Regions from separate parts of the Homo sapiens genome. Here all the other regions are linked to region 4. Evidence: chromatin loops called from intact Hi-C (ENCODE). Cell type or tissue: heart left ventricle. All regions are shown on one strand. Region 1 overlaps NEDD4L (NEDD4 like E3 ubiquitin protein ligase). Region 2 overlaps NEDD4L (NEDD4 like E3 ubiquitin protein ligase). Region 3 overlaps NEDD4L (NEDD4 like E3 ubiquitin protein ligase). Region 4 overlaps ALPK2 (alpha kinase 2).

What was found. Peaks named below come from ENCODE experiments on the same cell type or tissue, not always from the same donor. Only the 100,000 strongest peaks of a DNase experiment are listed, where the experiment ranks them.
Region 1: it touches region 4 in a loop (2.6-fold over the local background); 11 of 110 quality-filtered maps call a loop at or near these places.
Region 2: a loop joins it to region 4, with 6 times the contacts of the local background. A loop is called at or near these places in 60 of 110 quality-filtered maps.
Region 3: it touches region 4 in a loop (2.6-fold over the local background); 20 of 110 quality-filtered maps call a loop at or near these places.

Annotation. Positions count from the first base shown.
Region 1 is chr18:58,341,880-58,346,879 of GRCh38, reverse strand. It overlaps NEDD4L (NEDD4 like E3 ubiquitin protein ligase), which reads right to left. Exons shown (of 31, transcript NM_001144967.3): 16 at 3,777-3,974. Among named protein-coding and RNA genes, the nearest start is that of MIR122HG, 100 kb to the left of the region's middle. RefSeq lists a silencer at 1,469-1,763. In heart left ventricle, no CTCF peak of the experiment used is centred here; no DNase peak of the experiment used is centred here; H3K27ac peaks cover 281 bases.
Region 2 is chr18:58,398,298-58,403,297 of GRCh38, reverse strand. It overlaps NEDD4L (NEDD4 like E3 ubiquitin protein ligase), which reads right to left. Exons shown (of 31, transcript NM_001144967.3): 31 at 1,759-5,000. Among named protein-coding and RNA genes, the nearest start is that of MIR122HG, 45 kb to the left of the region's middle. In heart left ventricle, a CTCF peak has its summit at 3,121 (motif pointing left); no DNase peak of the experiment used is centred here.
Region 3 is chr18:58,178,464-58,183,463 of GRCh38, reverse strand. All of the region lies in intron 2 of NEDD4L (NEDD4 like E3 ubiquitin protein ligase), which reads right to left. Among named protein-coding and RNA genes, the nearest start is that of NEDD4L, 140 kb to the right of the region's middle. In heart left ventricle, a CTCF peak has its summit at 2,524 (motif pointing right); no DNase peak of the experiment used is centred here.
Region 4 is chr18:58,491,829-58,496,828 of GRCh38, reverse strand. All of the region lies in intron 12 of ALPK2 (alpha kinase 2), which reads left to right. Among named protein-coding and RNA genes, the nearest start is that of MIR3591, 43 kb to the right of the region's middle. RefSeq lists a silencer at 2,811-2,860 and enhancers at 2,637-3,136, 3,137-3,638. In heart left ventricle, CTCF peaks have their summits at 2,649 and 2,851 (motif pointing right); a DNase peak (open chromatin) is centred at 2,808; H3K4me3 peaks cover 414 bases; H3K27ac peaks cover 1,090 bases.

The DNA.
Region 1 (5,000 bases), 150 kb after region 4:
GCTCTCTATTAGTTATGGACAACTTCAGAGCTGATGAGAAAGTGGAATACTAACGAGGGCTCTGATGCAATGAAAATAAATGATCCAACGCATAAAGTGTGCCTGGTTGTTTCTTCCTTTCTTCAGTTTCATAACGGGAACTCTTTCATGTGTAATATAAAATTGCTTCCCTCCATCAAGTTCAAAGTGTTTTTAAACAGGATGCAAAGAGCAGTATCTTTTTAAAAAGGGCTTTCCTAATTCAAAATATATAAAACACAGGGATTAAAAAAAAGTGCCTTTTTTCTTTATCTTTTCCATCCTGGAAGAGACCAGCAACCACACCTAGAGTAATAAGTTTCATTAGTTTGAACTTGGATGGAAAACAAACCTGCAACTTAACTAGGGTGTAATCTTTCTTGCTACAAAAGCAAGCCCATGCTTCATCCTGTGAAAGGCACAAATATACTAATATGCGTTGAACATCCCTCACCCATAATGCTTGGGGACCAGAGGGGCTTTGAATTTCAAAATATTTGCAGTTATACTTACCACTTCAGCATCCCTAATCTGAGAATCTGAAATGCTCCAATAAGCATTTATTGCTTGAGTGTCATGTCAGTGCTTACAAGGTTTCAGACTTTGGATCATTTTGGATTTTGAATCTTTAAACTAGGGATACTCAACCCGTATACACGTGCTCTGAGCTGCTGAGGATGGAACATCCCTCCTTGGTACATCCCTCCCAAGCCCCTGGTCTCCAGCATGCATTCCCTGAAAGGCCTGACCCAGGCGGGGAACAAAGCCAATCTTTCTTTCTTTCTTTGAATGAAGCTAAACTTGGCCTGGCAGGGTGTCTCATGCCCATAATCCCAGCACTTTGGGAGGCCGAAGCGGCAGGATCACTTGAGGTCAGGAGTTCGAGACCAGCCTAGCCAACATGGTGAAACCCTGTCTGTGCTAAAAAAAACAAAAAACAAAAAACAACAAAAATTAGCTGGTGTGGTGGCATGTGCCTGTAATCCCAGCTACTCAGGAGGCTGAGGCAAGAGAATCGCATGAACCCGGGAGACAGAGGTTGCACTGAGCTGAGATTGTGCCATTACACTCCAGCCTGGGCAAGAGTGAGACTCCGTCTCAAAAACAAAAAAAATAATAATTAAAAAAAAGAGAATGAGGCCAAACTTTATCCAAATACTGATGGCATACTGCCTTCAGTATCTGTGTGTGTGTAAAAGGTCATCTTTCATGACATATTTCAATAAATTTTTTAATTTCTCAATGTATAGAGGGGAAATGTCCTGATACTTTTCAGGCTTCTGGTTGGTGTAAGAATCAACAGTGCCCAGGCCGATGGGGGAAGGAGTGTTATTTTCATCATTTTCAACCTGTCCTACCAGTTTTTTTCCTTTTTCTATTCTAATGCTCAAATCTAAGAATAGCTATGCTGTTCTCTCATTTGTTCTCTTCTTCTTTCAAAAATAAAAAACAAAGCAAACCCTAAAACCAACTCAAAACAGATTTTTAAGTTGCAAATTATCTTCATGCTTCCCTCCGGCTCTTCATCTTTTGTCAAAATGAACAGGCAATTTAGAGTGTGTCTTCCGCAGGGAAAATCCTGCCTAGGCCTTTGTTTAGAAGCGATAGCGCAGCTGTGTCAGCACATCTGAATTCGCTTAAGAAGGGGAGTAGCTTGTGGAATTTCCAGTTGTTACCTTGAGGATTTCCCACACTAGCAGCAGCAACAAAACGTTGTTCTAACAGATTATGATTTTAAATCAGTAAATTAGTCAATAACAAGTATCTGGGTAAACAGGCGCAACTGGAAAGTAAAAATGGGTTTCATTCAGCAATGTTGCAAGCAATAAATAAAGCGAGTGCTGTTTAATTTAAAATACAATCTGCCCAGCTGCAATTACACTGTTGTTGTGGCTTGAAAGGCTGTGAAAAGGTTAGGGGATTTGATTACCAAGCTAGTTAAAATTACTAAAATCATAGCTTATGTTGGCAAGCCACAGTGGCTCCTTACACTAATCCATCTACTTTTATATTCGTTAGCCCTTATTTCTGGAGCCTGTTTCTGGCTAAGGACTTGAAATTACAGCAGTGCTATAGTAAATGAGAACACTGGCAGGACAGCCAGGGGTTCCATGGTAATAAGTAAAAAGACATAAAAAAAAAGAACTCCATTACTATATTTTCCAACGAGCTGCCCGTCTCTTACTCTTGGCTTGCTTGCAAATCTGTAACATTATCTTCAGACTAGTAGGGGAGTCAAACCTACATGTTATTATATGCCTTAGAAGCAGTTATCAGTTTACCAAATGAATGTTACCAGATCTAAATGAGAAATTCTCTTGGCAGGCCATTCCCTTACTTCAAAATAGAAAGAGCTCTTAGAGTGGTTCTCACTTAGGGCTGTTTTGAAATGTGTAGGGCATTTCTGGTCATCACTATGTTGGGGTGGGGGTAATGGTGACCATTAGCACCTGGTAGCAGAAGCCAAGTTTGTTAAATAGTCTGCAACTGAAGGCACAAATGTCCCTGCCCCAAATGCCAAGAATGCCCTTGAAGACACAATGTCCCACGGTTCAAAGGATTCTAGGAGCACGCCCTCTAGACCTGCTGGACTGAACTGATACCACACAATGGGCAAGGCATAAAATGACAGCCCAAATCCCCTTGAGCAGGGCTTGTTCTTGAATATAAGGCTGCTGGTCTATCAAATGGACACACTTAATGTCCATCACTAGAAATGGGAATTAATGGTGTATGTTTATTGTTGGTCCAAGACCGAAGAGCTAGGGCCAATAACAATCACCAAAACTCAACCAGCATTCCCATAACATCAGTTTTGAGCAAGTAGCACAGATAATAGTAGGACCAAGTTAAACTCTGAGTTAACTCTAGCTAGACAATTCGATGGGGACATAACCGGAAGAAAAACCATCTGCAGCATCAAAAATAGCCAGAAATACGGGAACCGGTTTCAGTGTAATTACAGGTATAGAGATTATATAGCAGGAAAATACCAACTGACTTTTAAAAGAATCATATACTACACTGAAAAAGCCACCGATTCGGCTAAAGAAATAAAGAACTGACACAGAAATACAAAGATATGCATATTTGCCTTTGATTAATCTCATTTTGCTCAAGATAATACAATGTACAGATTCTTTCTTGGGTACAATTCAGGAGTACATGAAAGAGTTGCATGGTAAGAAAAATCAATTTTGACAAAATGATCACAAAAAGGAGCTATCAGATCTACAACCAAAGTCACTCAGTACATCCCCTACCCCATGATCAAGGGCATGAAAATGTACCTCAGATGTGTGAATACTGATCTGATGTGAACGGTAAAAACTAAAGCGACAAATCAAAAGAAGGTGGGTAATGCCAATGAAAGTGCAAGAAGAAACTGACAAAAGAAAAAATTATTTGAAAATGATTATAACTCCTAGTGAGATTACTTTGTGAGACGGGATCAATTAACAAAATCTTAACAGCACAGAGCAATACCTTTCCATCCAGCACGGTGAACTGTCTAAACTAGAGCTTCCCAGGAGAAAAGGCAGTCCCAGCACCAATACCAAAGACAGCTACCAGCCTGTGCCCACCCACTCCCACCCGCCCATTTATGCAGGGGCCAGATGCAGGCTGAGGAGACCCTCTGGAGACACCCTTTACAGTCAATCCAATTCCTCTGCAAGAACTACAAACACTAAGGAAATCAAGGAATTAATGCCAGACTTCATGATGAAAATGGAGCCAAATAAAAGCAGCAGCCTTACCCAGGTTGTAGTCTTTGTGTTATGATCAATGAAGAAGGGCCGGCCGTTTGGCGCTATCCTCATTTCCCAGCCGGGTGGCAAGAAGCTCTGTGTGACTTTGTGTTGTGGTTTGGGGGAGTTGTAAGGTGATGGCTGTGGGGACTGTGGGTTGGAAAGGGTGTCTTTCACAGCCCGACGTACGGGTGAGTCCTTGGCACCCTAAAGAATAACAATGAGGATTAGAACTCTTTAGCATGTGCGATTCCAATGTGCCAAAATGTACCTGGGTATTGCAGAAGGCTTCTCTTTGGAGATGGACAAGAGGGAAGATCCCCAAAACCTGTTTTCTGTCATTCATTTACTTTTAAATCAATCTAACTTTACATTTTCTCTGTTGGATAAACACACAACAATATTAAGTACTTATAACCACCATCCTTTGGTAGCTACTCAGTATGTACCAAAAATACTGTTCTGTACTAAGCATTATGGATGGAGATTTTACAGAGTGGAGAAAAATGTGCCCTTGCTCTTAATGAGCTCACAGTCTAATGAAGAACAGATTGGCAAGTTTTAGAGCACAAAAAGGAAAAAAGCTACATCAATAAATACAACGATCTGGAATCTCACAGTTGTTACCCATGACATTCATATCAGAGTGTGGAAGAGACAGCATCCATTCCCACTTATCAGCATCTGGACCCAGGGCGTGGAGAAGCCCACAGCTGTCTCTAAGACACAGTCAAGCTTAGGACCTCAAACATTTGCTCTTTGGCTTCTCTAACTCTGACATTTGTGATGTTAAAGGATGGCACCAAAACAACACAAACACGACAGAGAGCACAAGCAGATGCCCAGCCATGATGCAGAGATGCAAATATGCATCAGAAACATGTATGCCCATAGAATGAAAGACCCTACAGTCGAAAGAAAAACAAATGATCAAAGCAATAGCTATGTTTAAAAACTCAATATCAGCACTTGGTATTTGAAAGAGGGATTACGCAATTCTAATGAGGTAACAGGCAAAAAGAAGCGAAACACAACAAGAACGGTGGAAGTCCTGAAAAGAGAGTGCCCACGTCCAGCACAAGTCACCACGGCCTTAGCCAAATGAGAATGAGAATCAGGTGAGAGAGTCCAGGAATGTTAACTGGGCGAGACAGAGAAGCAGGTAGAAAGGCTGCACAAGAACACCCTTCACTACCAACACAACGACTGATCAGAGAGAGGAGGTGGCTGCGA
Region 2 (5,000 bases), 94 kb after region 4:
GCTCAGGACGCCTTGTCCCCAGGAGGCCCCTGTGAAGTGAGGGCCACTCTGCCTGGAGGTGACGGGAGGGCTCTGCGCTGTCAACACTGCAGGTACCCGAGACTTGCAGCCCAGCTGGGAACTTTGCAGAGGAAAGGGGAGGAGGCACATGAGCAGCACGGGGCACTGTGAAGTGGGCTGGGCAGGAAGGAACACAGCAACAGGCTAATTGGGGAGACTGACCTTTTTCCCAGTCTGGCCTAAGGTCAGCCCTAAAAGGTTCCCAACAGGGACTCTCCCTTCTTGCCCTCTTGAGTCCCCACTGGGTCACATCTGGGCACTGCGGCCTACTTACCAAGGACTGTGTCTTGGGTCTTAAGTAAACTCATGCTCAAATTTTTTCCAGCCCAGTTCAAGTCCTATAAATGATTCCTCAGAGATTCTACAGCCTGAGCTCTCTGGAAGCTGTTTTGAGAAGTGTTCTCTCCCAGAAAGAGGCTTCTGCGTTCTTACCTCAGGAACCCCTTTGAACATGGCTCTGAGAGCCAACCCCGAGAAAGCTAGTGTCAGAATTCAGGATACCCATGCTCACCGCAAACACTTTTACCAGGGGCTTCACCATCTCACAAGTGCCTAATGAGTCTTGGACTTCAGAGCAGGTTAAAAGCGTATTAATCTAGCAACTGTGTCATTGATGTAATTCGTTCCACCATGTGTGGTTTTAAGAAAGAACATATAAATATTCACAGTGACTCTGTCCAATTGTGCCTCTCATGTGTACTCATAACCCTGGAGGAGGCGGCAGGAATTCCAAGTGCTGCGGACAGCTTTCTGGCAAGATGCCATCTACTGTTAATGGAAAAAGACAAGCCGCAAGAAACCAAAGACTAAATGATGTCCTGCTTCCCCGCTAGCTATCTCCTCTGCCCCGAGGGGATGGGTTAAGCACATCAAGAGGAAGCTCAGTACTAAAGAAAAAGGGAAAATTCTCCAGGAGTCTGAGATGATCTGAGCGGAATGAAATGGCATGAGGAAAAATGCCACCGGCTTTGCACAGGGCAGTGACACACGGTCGGGATTCTGACAGCACCTTTCTGAGAAGCAACTTGGGGATTCATTATTGAGTCTTATTAACTCTCACACAAGTTGAGGGCTAGGTATACAAGGATGCCTTTTGAGGAACAGACTAACATGGATTATACAAATGTTACGTAAAATCAGTAATTCTCAAGTTTAATAAAAGAACAAAACAGCAGACGGATAAGAATAAATGTGCATCCTTTTAGTAGGCTTAAGCCATGTGTTTTGGGCAGACTTTTTTTTTTTTTTTGAAACGGAATCTCGCTCTGTCACCCAGGCTGGAGTGCATGCAATGGCACAATCTCAGCTCACTGAAACCTCTGCCTCCCGGGTTCAAGCGATTCTCCTGCCTCAGCCTCCTGAGTAGCTGGCATTACAGGCATGCGCCACCACGTCTGGCTAATATATATATATATTTTTTGTATTTTTAGTAGAGATGGGGTTTCACCATGTTGGTCAGGCTGGTCTTGAATGCCTAACCTCAGTGATCTGCCCACCTCAGCCTCCCAAAGTGCTGGGATTACAGGCGTGAGCCACTGTGCCCTGCCAGACTTTAATGTTTTTAAAAGTGCGGCGCTTTTAGGGAGATGAAGGAAATGAACATACTATAAATCTGCAGGCATTTAAACCCCTCTGACAACAATTAAGATGGTGCATTCACAAAGAAGCTTTAAATCAAACAACCCATAACACTTGATGTAGAAAATGTTCCAGCTTCCATAATTCTTTATTAAATATTTGACAAGTTGCATCGCTTCTTTACAATGACTTCATTTTGTCACATTAGTCTTTTGCTGTCAGGAAAACAATCTACAGTTTCTCTTTAGATCTCTCAAGAAAAAAGAAAAGCGAAAGGATTGTTCTTCAAGAAAACTTCCTGTGTGTATCAAATTCAACCATATTTTAAAGCTATTCTGACTGTGAAAATGAGCATTATTCATAAGTTGCCTTAAAAAAATTCAAGGTAGTTTGGTTTTTACCACTGTATCAAATAGTACTTGGCTTCCTATTAGGAGGTGGGTTTATAATAAAAAGTTATGAAACATTGATAATTTATTTGGAATGCTTGAAACTCTTTTCACCTTAAAAGTCACTGTTTTTTTCATGTTTCATTTGATGATAGATCCTGAATTAGGAAATGACAGCAAATTAACATCATCTTCCTAGGGTTTTCTTAGGCTCCAAGGGTTGAAATTCACAGGACACAGCTTGGAGAAAACTGCAGAAGGGACTAAACTCTCACCTCCTTTCGAAACCAGATTACTCAATAAAGGTGTAAAAATGCTATACAAATATATACAAATATATTTGGACAGCATATGTACGTATATATGTATATATATTACATACAGAGTAGTAAAGGAAGAACAAAGTCACGCAAAGTTAACATGAAGGAAACCGTGACAATCTAGGTGAAATCAGTCTGAGTAAAAGGGGAAAACTGGCTTACACGGGAACACATATCTGCAGACACAGAGTTATGGTCACGAGGAAGGCTTCTGATGATGCACTGGTACGGGGTTGAGAATGCAGTGCACGCGAGGTTAGGCGCCAACAGCAATGCTACTCCTTACACACAGAAAACCAACGAACGGAAAGACGTGCCTTTGAAACATGCGTTGCTTTCAGTGGAACATCTTTAACAAACAACAGATGTTTAATGAGGTTTGCTTGGAAAATTTCATGCCAACAGGAAGCTAACCCTTTTCTAGAAAACGTTCTCCAAGCTCCCGTCCTAATGCTGTGGCACTTTCTCTGACATACTGAGAACACTCTGGGGTGGGGGTGTGTGTATGCAAATGTATAGACACTGTTCATTAAGGCTTATATAAATTAAAAAAGTGGTCCAAAGAATATCACATTTTTCCCCAGTTTTAAAATCTAAAGTACAAAGTGGAGTTTATAAGGATTTGTTTTTTAAAAACACATCTCAGTCCTGAAATTGGCAGTTCTGACACGACTTATCAGGATGTACCCCAATGCCTGAATGACAGAGGTAGTGATCTTCGGGGTCAGGGGAGGTCAGGAAGGGAGCAGGCGGGCAGTTACCCTGCACAGCGGCACCCTCTACTGGCGAGGCAGCAAATGATACCAGACAGCACCTCCCACCTCTCCCTCTTAAGTACAGGGGTGCAGGGCCAGGGTAAGGAGGAGACAGAAGAAGGAGAACTAGCACAGTGTCACGTAGGGGCTGCAGAACTGATTAACCCAGGCTCTCTTTATACGTTTTTAAATTTCAGAGGTGAGTACAAGACTCTCAGAAATACAGGAGTCGACTGTTAATGGGTAACTGTTAGAATAATTAAAAAGTTGCTGTGTATGAACCTGGCTTTCGGGAGGACCAGTGTGGATCTGGCAAGATAGCAGCGGTGCACACTCTCTATGCAACAATGGGAGATGTAGAAAATGGTTCAAATGTTTTGCATGCTGTTTCTCAGAATCTGTCACTGTGAGGCCGGGTGCGGTGGCTCATGCTTGTAATCCCAGCACTTTGGAAGGCTGAGGCGGGAGGATCACCTGAGGTCAGGAGTTCAAGACCAGCCTGGCCAGCATGGTGAAACCATCTCTACTAAAAATACAAAAATTAGCCAGGCGTGGTGGTGGGTGCCTGTAATCCCAACTATTCGGGGAGGCTGAGGCAGAAGAATCGCTTGAAGCCAGGAGGCAGAGGTTGTGGTGAGCTGAGATTGAGCCACTGCACTCCAGCCTGAGCTACAGAGCAAGACTCTGTCTCAGAAATAACAATAATAATCTGTCCCTTTGTCCTTACATGGGAGAAATAATACATGCCAAGTCGCTCTGTATCCCTCATTGTCTGAATTTAGGGAATATCTGATGTCACCTTCTGAAGGGTCCTGGAAACAAAAACCAAGTGTCTTACCTTTGTTCTTGAGATTTGTTAGAGGACTGGCTGCAGAGAAGCATAAACATTTCAGGCAAAAAGGAAAAGAGCACTGAAGCTGGGAATACACCGCAACACAGACAATGAATGCCTCACTGCTGCCGGCTCCAGGGCCAGCAGTGGAGAGGCACAGGCTGTTGGACCTTCATCCCACCAGGTGCTCTTTCCACATCCTTCCTCGGGCCAACAAGGGGCAGGAATGGAAATACCCGGGACCCACAGGCAGCTGTGATAACTGATGTTAAGAGAACCGCAACAGGCAGTGTGTGAGCTCCGGCACGTACTTCTCAGCCTCATGTAAGTGGCCCATAATAACTACAGCTTCAGCAGACAACTAAAGAGACTGCATTAAGGTGATTTCTCTGGCTATAAAGAGAGCCCGGCCTGCAGAGCAGTGTGACTGCTGGGACCTCTGGGATAGGCAACACTGCCCTCTCTCCCCCAGGGCTACTCCCCGGGCAGGTCGGGGCCCAAGGAATGACCCAGCAACTGCTCCTTACCCAGCACACTCTCTTTACTGCCACCTGCAATTATGCTGTGAAGATGACTGGGTGTGGTCATCACGATTCAGAGAAATCAAGATCTATGACCATTTTAGGCAAAGAGAGAAACTTGGAGAATTGCTGAGGACTACTGAACCTTGTTTTGCTTTTTTAAAAAATACTAAATCCTCACTTCAGCATATTTAGTTGTCATTAAAATTAAGCTGATATTATTAAGGGGTTGATGAACTGAGGTGTCACTCACAATTACTGCCTTCCAAGTATTCATGGGGTAGATTTCAGTAATTCTTGTTTGCTTCTGGCTTAGAAATTGTCAGAATGATTTTTCTTTTATACTTTCCAATACTTGACTTAATATGCATTTAGTGACATTCTGTTTTTTTCAATATACGGTTTACAAGATGACAGAAGAATCCCAGTTCTTAGGTTAGAATTGGATTTCTCCCTCTACAATTACACAATTACTCTCAAAAACCAAGAAAGCATACTGCTCGACTCAGGCTCTGGCATGATTCTTAAAAAGAAAACTGCCTCTA
Region 3 (5,000 bases), 310 kb after region 4:
GAAACACTTTAAGAACCGGCACAAATGCCACTCTCTGGGCAAATGTTTGTAGCAAGGACAGCTGGCAGGGTACAGGTAACCGTCTACTCCTGTGTTGTGCCAAACCCGTATTAACTTCAACAGGGACAGCACCAAGTTGAAGAAGCCAAAGAAGAGACCCAGAGCTAACAAACAAGGCACAGGGTTTATTTGGAGGAACTTATTTATAGGGTGGCCCAGTGGCTCTGGGCTGGACAGCAGAACTTCAACTGCTTGTAAAAAGCATGCAGCTTATACAGCACCTTCACTTAGCACCCTCCTCCCAGCAACCTCCATGTGGCAACCCTCATTTCTTCAGTGACTGCTGTCCGGTGTGTCTGCCATAAGGGCCATTCTCAGGGTGTGCTGAAGTTACTGCTGTCAGACACTTCTCCCATACAACCTGAAGCATTATTCTTATGGGAAGATGTGGTCCCAGTGACAACCCAGGTTACCAGGAAGAAGCCTCCTCAGGCCAGGTCTCCTATGACAGGGGACCCAGCAGTGAGGGAGGAGAGGGAGTATCTTTCAAGGTACCTTCCTCTGCAGTTGGCCAAACACTTAAAATAAAGGAATGCAGAATTTAAGCTCTGAGCAGTCAGGACCTCCCTGCATAGTGCATAGAACACTACAGGGGCAGAAATATCTGAGAAACCAAGGCACAGGCCAGGCGCAGTGGCTCACGCCTGTAATCCCAGCACTTTGGGAGGCCAAGGTGGGTAGATCACTTGAGGACAGGAGTTTGAGACCACTCTGGGCAACATGGTGAAACTCCATCTCTACTAAAAATACAAAAATTAGCTGGGTGTGGTGGCAGGTGCCTGTAGTCCCAGCTACCTGGGAGGCTGAGGTTGCAGTGAACTGAGGTTGCGCCTCTGCACTCCAGCCTGGGAGACAGAGGAAGATTCCATCTCAAAAAAAAAAAAAAAAAAAAAAGGTATCAATGCTCAGGTCACCACAGAGAGCTGCAGGAACTGTCCTAACAGCCCAGAGAATAAATCTTAATGTCTGCAACTGCAAAGAAAATAAACTTTATTTTAACATCATCTCAACTGACACTTTTTTCTCCCTAAATGCCTCCCTCATTTTCTGTCCCACTGAAGACATGCATGGTTTTTGTTGGTATTTGTAACATTAAGAGATGTTAAAGGAAAGGAAGGACTTTATTACAAAATGAGCAGATGCATTCACCCCCCGCCCCGCATTTTCCTCTGTGGGTGTTTTCAGCACCCCCTACTCTGTTTTCAGTTCTTTGCTATGCATATCCACTTAGGCAATCTGCCCAGGTTTCTTGCACCAAGACTTAATGGACTCTTTCCCCTGCCCCTGGTAGAATTTTTATCAAAAACAAAACTCAAGCATCCAGAGAGAAAATCACCCAACCTTGCATTTTAAAAAATTTAAATTAAAAATTGTTGCTGCCATGGTTGAGGGTCACAATCATCAGTCTGAAAAACAATGTCATCTACAAAGTTAGCTATAGGGAAGGGATAACAATACAAAAAAAAAATGTGTTAAAGACCTCTCTAGCCTCTTCTGAGTCTCTTTCACATCACAGATTGTTCCATTAACTTTTTGAAATACTAAAAACTCCTACAATCTCAGAACCCTATGAAAGGGGAAATTTCTTTTTATTCCAAAGCCAAATACAAATACTTTTGAGATGAACCTTAGCTGTTACCATAAACAGCATGGATATAGGCAACTATTTATATAACAATATTTTTCTATATGAGGAATTCCTTTCTTAGGCCACGACAGGAGGATCGCTTGAGGCCTTCAGGAGTTCAAGACCAGCCTGGGCAATATAGCGAGATCCCTGTATCTACAGAAAAATTGAAAAAAAAAATTAGCTGGGCATGGTTGCATGCACCATGGTCTAGCTATTTGGGAGTCTAACGTGGGAAGGTTGCCTGAGCCCAAGAGTTCAAGGCTGTAGTGAGCTACAGCCGCACCACTGCACTCCAGTCTTGGTGACACAGAGAGGCTCTGCTAATTAATTAATCCGTAGATAGACAAATTCCTTTCTTAAAGAAACCTGGAAGAGTGTTGAAGCTCTGATTCATAAACATTTAAAACTAAAAATGAATCCTAAACATTTTATCTCTGGGACCATATGAAATGAATACAGTACTCTTCATTTGAAGAATTTAATTTTTTCCCACTATTGGTTAATTATTCCTTTTTAGTGACTGGCATTTTATTTGGATAATTCTACAAGTTTAAGAAATTCTCTAACAGAAAAGAAAGAAATAAAGGGGAAATAAAGTTTAAGACTATGTATTATCTACTTTAAAACTAGCTATGTAAAAAGTAGAAATTACTTAAATAAAATCATTCTCTCCTCTGCATAAGTGTCACTATTCGAGAATGGCTTAAATACCTGCTGAAACACACAAAATGTGAATTAACGATGTCCTCTGAAAAAGAACTCCAATCGACTATTCGATTTGTGTTATCATTTTATTTGGCTAGAACAAAAATGCACCTGACAATATGGCCACCAGAGGGTGCTGTAACCCCCCCAATACACCTCGATAGACCAGAGAAGGAATAGACAGTTAAGAGGTCTTCAGGTGACAGAGGCTGTACACCTGCCTTCTAATGAACTTACATGGGCAGAGCCCCTCTGCAGGAGGCTTTCCTTAAACATAAAGGCATCAGTGCTAACTTTAATGTAGGGAGGACAGAAAAGCAATGTGATGGGCACTCACAGAGGACTTTTATATTATTAAAATTCAGAACCTGCATGTTTTAAAGAATGTCCTAAACCTACAGAATAAAATAAATGAGAAAATTAATGAAATGCAAGGGTAATGAAAATATGGACCTGAATAAGTCACCTGGAGAACAAGCACGAAAGGAGGAGAGATTCAGCCAAGGGGTGGGGAGGCAGAGCCAAGGAGGGGCAGAAGAACGGGCGCTGGAGTCGGCCAAGCACAGAAAGGGGGTAGGGAGCTGTCCTCAGCTCAACGCCCCTGGGCCGATGTGGGACTAGAGCAGGATGTGCAGGACTCGGTGCTGGCCCTTGCGGCGCTGAAGGCCTATCAGGGAGAATCTTAGCGCCATGTGCTAAGTGCCACCACAGAGACCTGCACAGGGCCAGGCACAGAGCCAAGGACTGTGCACCCGGGTCACACAGACAGATCAGCAGCACTGGCCTGAGAAAGGAGAGAGCAAGGCACTTGTGCAAAGAGGGAGAAGGGGGTGGTTCTGGGCACCGGCAAGGCACAGAGGAGGAAGAGCGCACCGCGGCTCGGAGAGGGATGCGTTGCAGGGCGTCACAAAGACCTCTGTGCCCCCGTTCACCCAGGGCAATGCACAGTCACCGAAGTGTTTGCCCAGGCAGGAACATGGTCTGTCTGTGTCTTAGAGATAGAATTCTATACCTAGGTGGAGGAATAGAGAGAATAGGGCAGATATGGACGCTGCTTGAGGAGTCCTCTACACCAACGGTCCCCAACTTTTTTGGCACCAGGGACTGGTTTTGTGGAAGACAATTTTTCTCCAGGCTGGTTTGGGGGTTGGAGGAGTGGGGTGGATGGTTTGGAGATGATTCAAGGGCATTACATTTATGGTGCACTTTATTTCTATTATTATTACATTGTAATAGATGATGAAATAATTATACAACTCTTCATAATATAGAATCAGTAGGAGCCCCGAGCTTGTTTTCCTGCAACTAGATGGTCCCATCTAGGGGTGATGGGGGACAGTGACGGATCATCAGGCGTTAGATTCTCATAAGGAGTGTGCAACCTAGATCCCTCACATGCAAAGTTCCACAATAGGGTTCATGGTCCTATGAGAATCTAATGCTGGTGGCTGATCCGAGAGGCAGCGGAGCTCAGGCAGCAATGCGAATGATGGGGAGCAGCTGTAAATAGAGGAAGTTTTGCCCGCCTACCCATGGCTCACCTCCTGCTGTGCGGCCCACTTCCTAACACGCCACAGGAGTTGGAGACCCCTGCTCTACACAAACACTGAAAGCCAGACACAGCAGCCGGAAGGATGAGAGAGTAAAGGACGACTCTTTGGTCCCTAGCTTGGATGACTGTACAGATGGCGAGGCCATCACGGAGACAGATGATTCCAGAGAAAGAACAGTTTCTGATATTTTGACATTCCAGGCCAAGAAACTATGTAAGGACAAACAAAAGATCCTGAATTATACGGCCCCACTAGTGGGTGAAGTCTCACTTCAAGAACATGATGGCTTGACTACATATGCAATAATAAGAGAAGATGAAATCACACTCCAGAGAGCCAGTACACCACCGTGGAAGAAAGATATTTGAAAATTTCTCTTTTGTTTTCCAGATTTGCTAAATAATGTTTAAAATCACCTAACCAAGTTAAAATCCCTGTTCTCAATGAACTCGCACGTGATTCAAGTCAGTGTCAGAGAGAGTGTTTTAATATACAACCAATACTATCATTTTCCTACTAGGAAAAAAAACAAAACTGCGATAAAGCTGTAAGACTAGCCTAGTTTGATTTTTCTACCAGCCACTCCCAAACTTGAAACGCAGTATTTCTTCCACATGTTTCTCTACTTTCCTACCATGAACGCCTAGTTTTAAGCATCTAAAAGTCACAGAAGCTTAAAACAATGATCAATCAGTTCTTCAATAGGAGACACACAATAACATGCCTATAACAATGACGGATAAAAATGCGAACAACCCTTGAAGTGTATTTACTACACATTCCTATGCCAGAAGGAACGTTAGCACACATTCATTAAGAATCCAGGCATATTTTCTATCCCTTGTGTTGATATTATACAGTAGGAATGCCAATCCTTTTAATAATTTACGGAGGAGTTACACATTGCAGATTCCTTATTAAACATTACTTACACTAAGGTCATAAGTCCAACGAATATTCCGTAGCGAAAGTGGGCAATATTTTAATTGCAATACACTCATCTAAATTATGTCTGCATCTGTTTGTATGCATTTAATTCATCATTATTTTTC
Region 4 (5,000 bases):
CTCTGGAAGGTGATCATTTACTCTCTCTAGGAATATGGCAGCCCTGAGAGGAGTAAAGTCTCTCCAGGGCCAGTAAGGCACAAGATGTCAAAGCATCAGAAACACAGAAAATAAAGTGGTGGGATGAATCCAGCTTCCTTTCCCAAGGCTGAGAACAACTTATCCGTGGGAGCTTTCTGGTTACTTCAGACCATCAGTGTCAGCCACGATCCAACAAATATGCTAATTTTCAGCTTCAATAAAGGACAGAGAGAAGTAGAGGAATCTGAAAAAGTAGGAAGGGGATCGCTCTTTCTTTTAACCTCCAGGTCAGTAAGTCTGATTCATGAAGTTCTCGCCGATTGCACAAAGCTTCCAGTTGGGTTTTAGAACCAGAATGCGGTTTGGACCTTTTCCCTGGGATGGCTCAGTGATGATGAAGTTTTATGTTGGAACTGTCTCCAGGCTTCTCCCCTGTGCTCACCAGAGACCTGGCTGGCATACACTTCAGGGAATTGGGTATGTTCTTGGGCTTGTGAAGACAGCGCATTAGGAGGGATTATGATGTAGTGGGGAGGAAGGAACGAGGGATTTAGAGCGAGACCCAGTTCATACCCTGATGCTGCTGCTTCCATTTCTCCTGATAGTAGCCTCGCTTCTTGGCATCGTAGGAATTTGCCTAGCCTACCTGATGAGGGGGATGAACGTCTATTGCAGTTTCCCCATGATGGTACCATTTTATGCCTGATGTCCTCACATCCCATACGCTTTAGCATTGATCCTGAACAAGTGTACCCATTTAGAAGATAAATTATATGGTGCCCTATTTATGGAGGCTTCTGGACCCCAGAAGGATTTTCCAAACGGAGCCTTCCTTTCCAGGCTCCATGTGTTCTGCAGAACCTTGCAGATGCAAGCATCCGCCAGCCCTAGTTTGAATCCTGGCTTCTCGTCATACCAGCTGTGTGACTGTGGGCATGTGACTAAGTTCTTAAAGTCAGTGATGTACAGCATGGGGACACTCCGGCTTGCCCTGAGTATTCCCCCAGTTAATCTACACCTAGCCCCTGAAACTGGAAGTGAGCTAGATAAATATTAGTTTCCCTTCGCTCCTCATGTCTTAGCCTGACACCAGAGTAGGCAAATTTCGTGCTGTTATTTAGAACAACTCTCTACCAAAACAAAGAAGAAACCTGCCCAAGAAGTTTCAAAAATGAAGATGGTCATGATTATTGAAGACATCTTTTAAATTCAAGTCAACAGCTTCCAGGAACCCAGACCGACTGGGAGCTTCAAGTGGTACATTTTTTCCCCTCCTGATTTAAAAAGAAATCCAATCCTTTGGTTTTGTTCTCAGCTTTAATGTGACTTATCTGGCCCGGGACAGCTGCCCAAGACCCATTAGAAGCACTGACGGCTGGAGCCCAGTGCAGAATGCTGTCTATAAAGTATTACTTACTCATTGCCTTCCCACCCAAGGAGAGGCCAGGGAGCAGGAGCTGGGAGAGGAGGAGATTCTGAAGTGTTTGAGAGCTTTGGCAGGGATATTAGATCTTCTTGTCTTTTGTTTTTTAAAAACTTTTCTTTAAACGTTACCTTTTTAAGCCACAGTCTTTTTCCCAAAAGAAATATATCTTACAATCACAGTTTGAAAAACTGATGAAAAGGTAAAACTTCTCCAAACAGAGCATAAGAGGTGGTTGAGAGACCTCTTTAGAGGCTCCTGGGAACCCCTCTGGAGTGGAAACCAGTGATCAAGCCCGACCTCCTCACTTCACAGGTGAGGAGGCATGGGGCATGGGGCATGGGGCATGGGGCAGCCTGCTTGCTGGCAGGAGTCAAGAAGTCTTTCCTGCTTGAAGTCAGCACCCCAAAGTGAACGGCAGATCCTCAATGCTGGGAGGCGAGGCACAATTGAAAAAGTTCTCCAGTGAATGTCAAAGCTGCAAAAGGGAGATAACTCATGAGGACAGACTTGGAAAGGGCTCAAGTTCAAGGGCACTCTGCAGACAGGAAAGTCCAGGTGGGAGGCAAATGAGCTGGGGAAGAAAGGAAGGCGAGCATCGCAGACTGCAGACAGCAGGAGAGAAGATGGAGGAATAAGGGTTGATCGAGCAAGTTCTCTTGATTCTTAGCAAGCAACTGTGAGTGAGCTTAGTTCATTCATGATGCAAAGGGAGAGTCGCAAGTTCTATGGGGGGGCTGGTACCTGGCAGGGTTCAGCTGGGGGAACAGCACCACCATAAGAAGCAGTGCTCCGTGTGTCATTTAAAAAAAAAAATTCCCATATGTCTCAATCAGGACCATATATTTGGCTGCTGACACCCCAGTCATGCAACCTGTTTTGCTGTCTTGTTCAATGAAGTCAAAGGCTATGATCCTATTTCAGGAGTAATTACTCTAATCTCATAAAATAAAATAGAGAATTGTCATGACTTACTCATTTTAATTCAACTTTACTTCATTGTATGTTCCTTTTAACAGGAGTATGTCATATTTCTCTTGGGAGCCAGAGATATAATTATGTCTGGAAACACATCCCCTGTGCCTCAGCCACCTCAATCTTTTGGCAAATGTTGAGTACAAAAATTTCAGGTTACAAAGTATGGCAAGTAAGATTGTTTTGACATCCAGTAATCCATTTTCTAGATAGACCCAAGATACTAACCCGTTGAACAAATTTCTAATTGGAAATTACACAAGGAAAAAAGGCCTAATTTTATAACTGGAGATTTGGAAACGTAACCTAACCAACTCCAGACCGATCTAAAGCCATGCGTGCAGTGGAGCCGAACTGCAAACTCATGCTTCTCTCCAGCCAGTCGGGGAGTTCCCGGGGAGGCGACGAGATTGCAGTTCAACCACCAGAGGGCACCAGAACCAATACTTTGCCCTTTGTAGTCTCCCCTAAAAAGCCAATTTCCTGTTGCCAGATTGAAATAAAACAAAGAAAAGTACCATTAGCAGATTTCTTCCCTGGCAGTAAGCATTAGACCAAAATAAGATTAATATGGACAGCCGTAAAGGACACCCCTCGCAGTGGCTGCCAGCCAGCCTTGCATCTTTCTACCCTCGGAGGAAGGAACGACGAGGCTTAAGGATGTGTGGCTTGTGTCAAGCGTCCCTGACATGGAAGCCAAATTCCCGAGACCCTGGACAGAAGCCTGGATGATTCATTCATGTAGCAGGAGGACAGTTGCCTTGAGAAAGCAGGCTCCATTGGGGTCTGCGTGCCTAGCTCTGGTCCTGGCCATGAACAGGAGAAAAGATCAAAATAGACTCCCACACTCGGCCAAGCTGAGTTCCAAAAGAAAGGCTCTGCCTTCAATGCCCACAAGCAGATGGAGGGGACGGCAGCCACCTGGGATGCTTTGCCCAGTCACAAGGCCGAGCCACCACCGTACCTGGAGAGGAAGCGCCAAAACAAACTTGGAGGTGGGAAGAAACAATCTAATCCGAAGAAACACGCCCCGAGAATAGGCTTATGTGCATGAGTGGTGACTCCAGGCAGACTATTTAAAGCAATGCATGAGTCTGCCAGGAGAGGAAACAAAGGGACATTGGAACAGAATTCCTGATGCCTTTAAAGTGTCTCATAGCAGGGCCATGTCACTATAGAACACCAAACATTTCAGCTGAGTCCCCAATGCCAGGCATCAGCGGACCAATCTCACAGGCCTGTCAGCTTGAGAAAGGCAATTTTATGCCCCAGATAGCTCCTGTCCCCGCCTGCCACAGGGTCATCTGTCCTGGAAGGCCACCTGCATCCCATCTTCATCCGGTCAGCCCATTCTGTAGTAGGGCTGGCTGGCCCGCTGGCTGATTTATGTGGCCAGTCTTTGCCATTAAGGAAGTTTGGAGGCTGGAGGGAAGTCTGAAGGGAACAGTGGTGATTTTCGCAGTTTTTGGCAAGGCAGACCCTACTATAGCAGTGCTCTCAGTGTATGGGGGAGTCTCCCAGGCCCAACAGAGCCAGCCAGGACATGCCCCCTCCATGGAGGGACTAGCACAGCAGTATCCTGGCCTCTACCCAGAAGTCTTACAAAGGACAGTTCTGTTGAAATGTCTGGAATTGGGATCCATGGGTTCCTCCCACTCCTGACCCTATTCCCTAGTTGTCCCTCTGCCCAGTCCATTCCCCAGGACCTGAGGACTCAGGGACAGGTGCTGCATCGCTTGTCATCCAGCTTCAGAGATGAATCTGAACAGAGAGAACGTCTAGAGAAGTCTGGTAGATTCGAGATCACCCCTGCAGGACAGACTGGTGGCCAGTAGGAGACAGAAGCACGAGGCAGGTACAGGGATGGCTGAGAGGGTTGGGGTGACAGAGCCTGAGTGGACAGCATGGGGTGAAGACCAGAATAGACAAGAAAAAGGTTATCACTGCCTTCAGGAAGGTCTAAGCCAATGTAGTGTCACCAGGTGGGAGCCTCATGACAGATCAGAGAGGGAATGTGCTGCCAAGATGCCAGCAACTAAACAAGTTTGTCGACTAAAGACAAGGAAAAGTCTAGAAGGTAGCCAGAAAAGGAGGTGTGGGGAATGTGTGCGTGTGTGTGTGCGCGTATATATGTCTGTGTGCGTGTCTTTGTCTTTGTTTCTGTGTCTGTGTCCCTGTGTATGTGTGTGCATGTGTGTCTGTGTGTATATCTGTGTCTGTGTCTTTTTGTGTCTGCCTCTGTGTGTTGTGTGTGTGTGTGTGTCTAAAGAGACCTTGCCTGTTTGAAGGCAGAGGGGAAGGAGCCTGTGGGAAAACAATGAGGGACTAACGGCGGAGTGATGTTCCAGAGTGGTGAGCACCCCTCGTGAGGATTCAGAGTTTGTCAATACGGAAGGCCCTGCAGCCCTCGCTGTGCAACTTGGAGCACACTGGAAATGTGGCTTTGCCTCTATCCACCCTCACTGCCACCCAGGGCGTCAGCCCAGCTGCTCCTCTGAATGGTGAATTCTCAAAAAGCCTGTACCTAGTGGGAATGCTGACGCGCTTCTCCCTCACCTCAATTACCTGCCCTGTGGCCCTG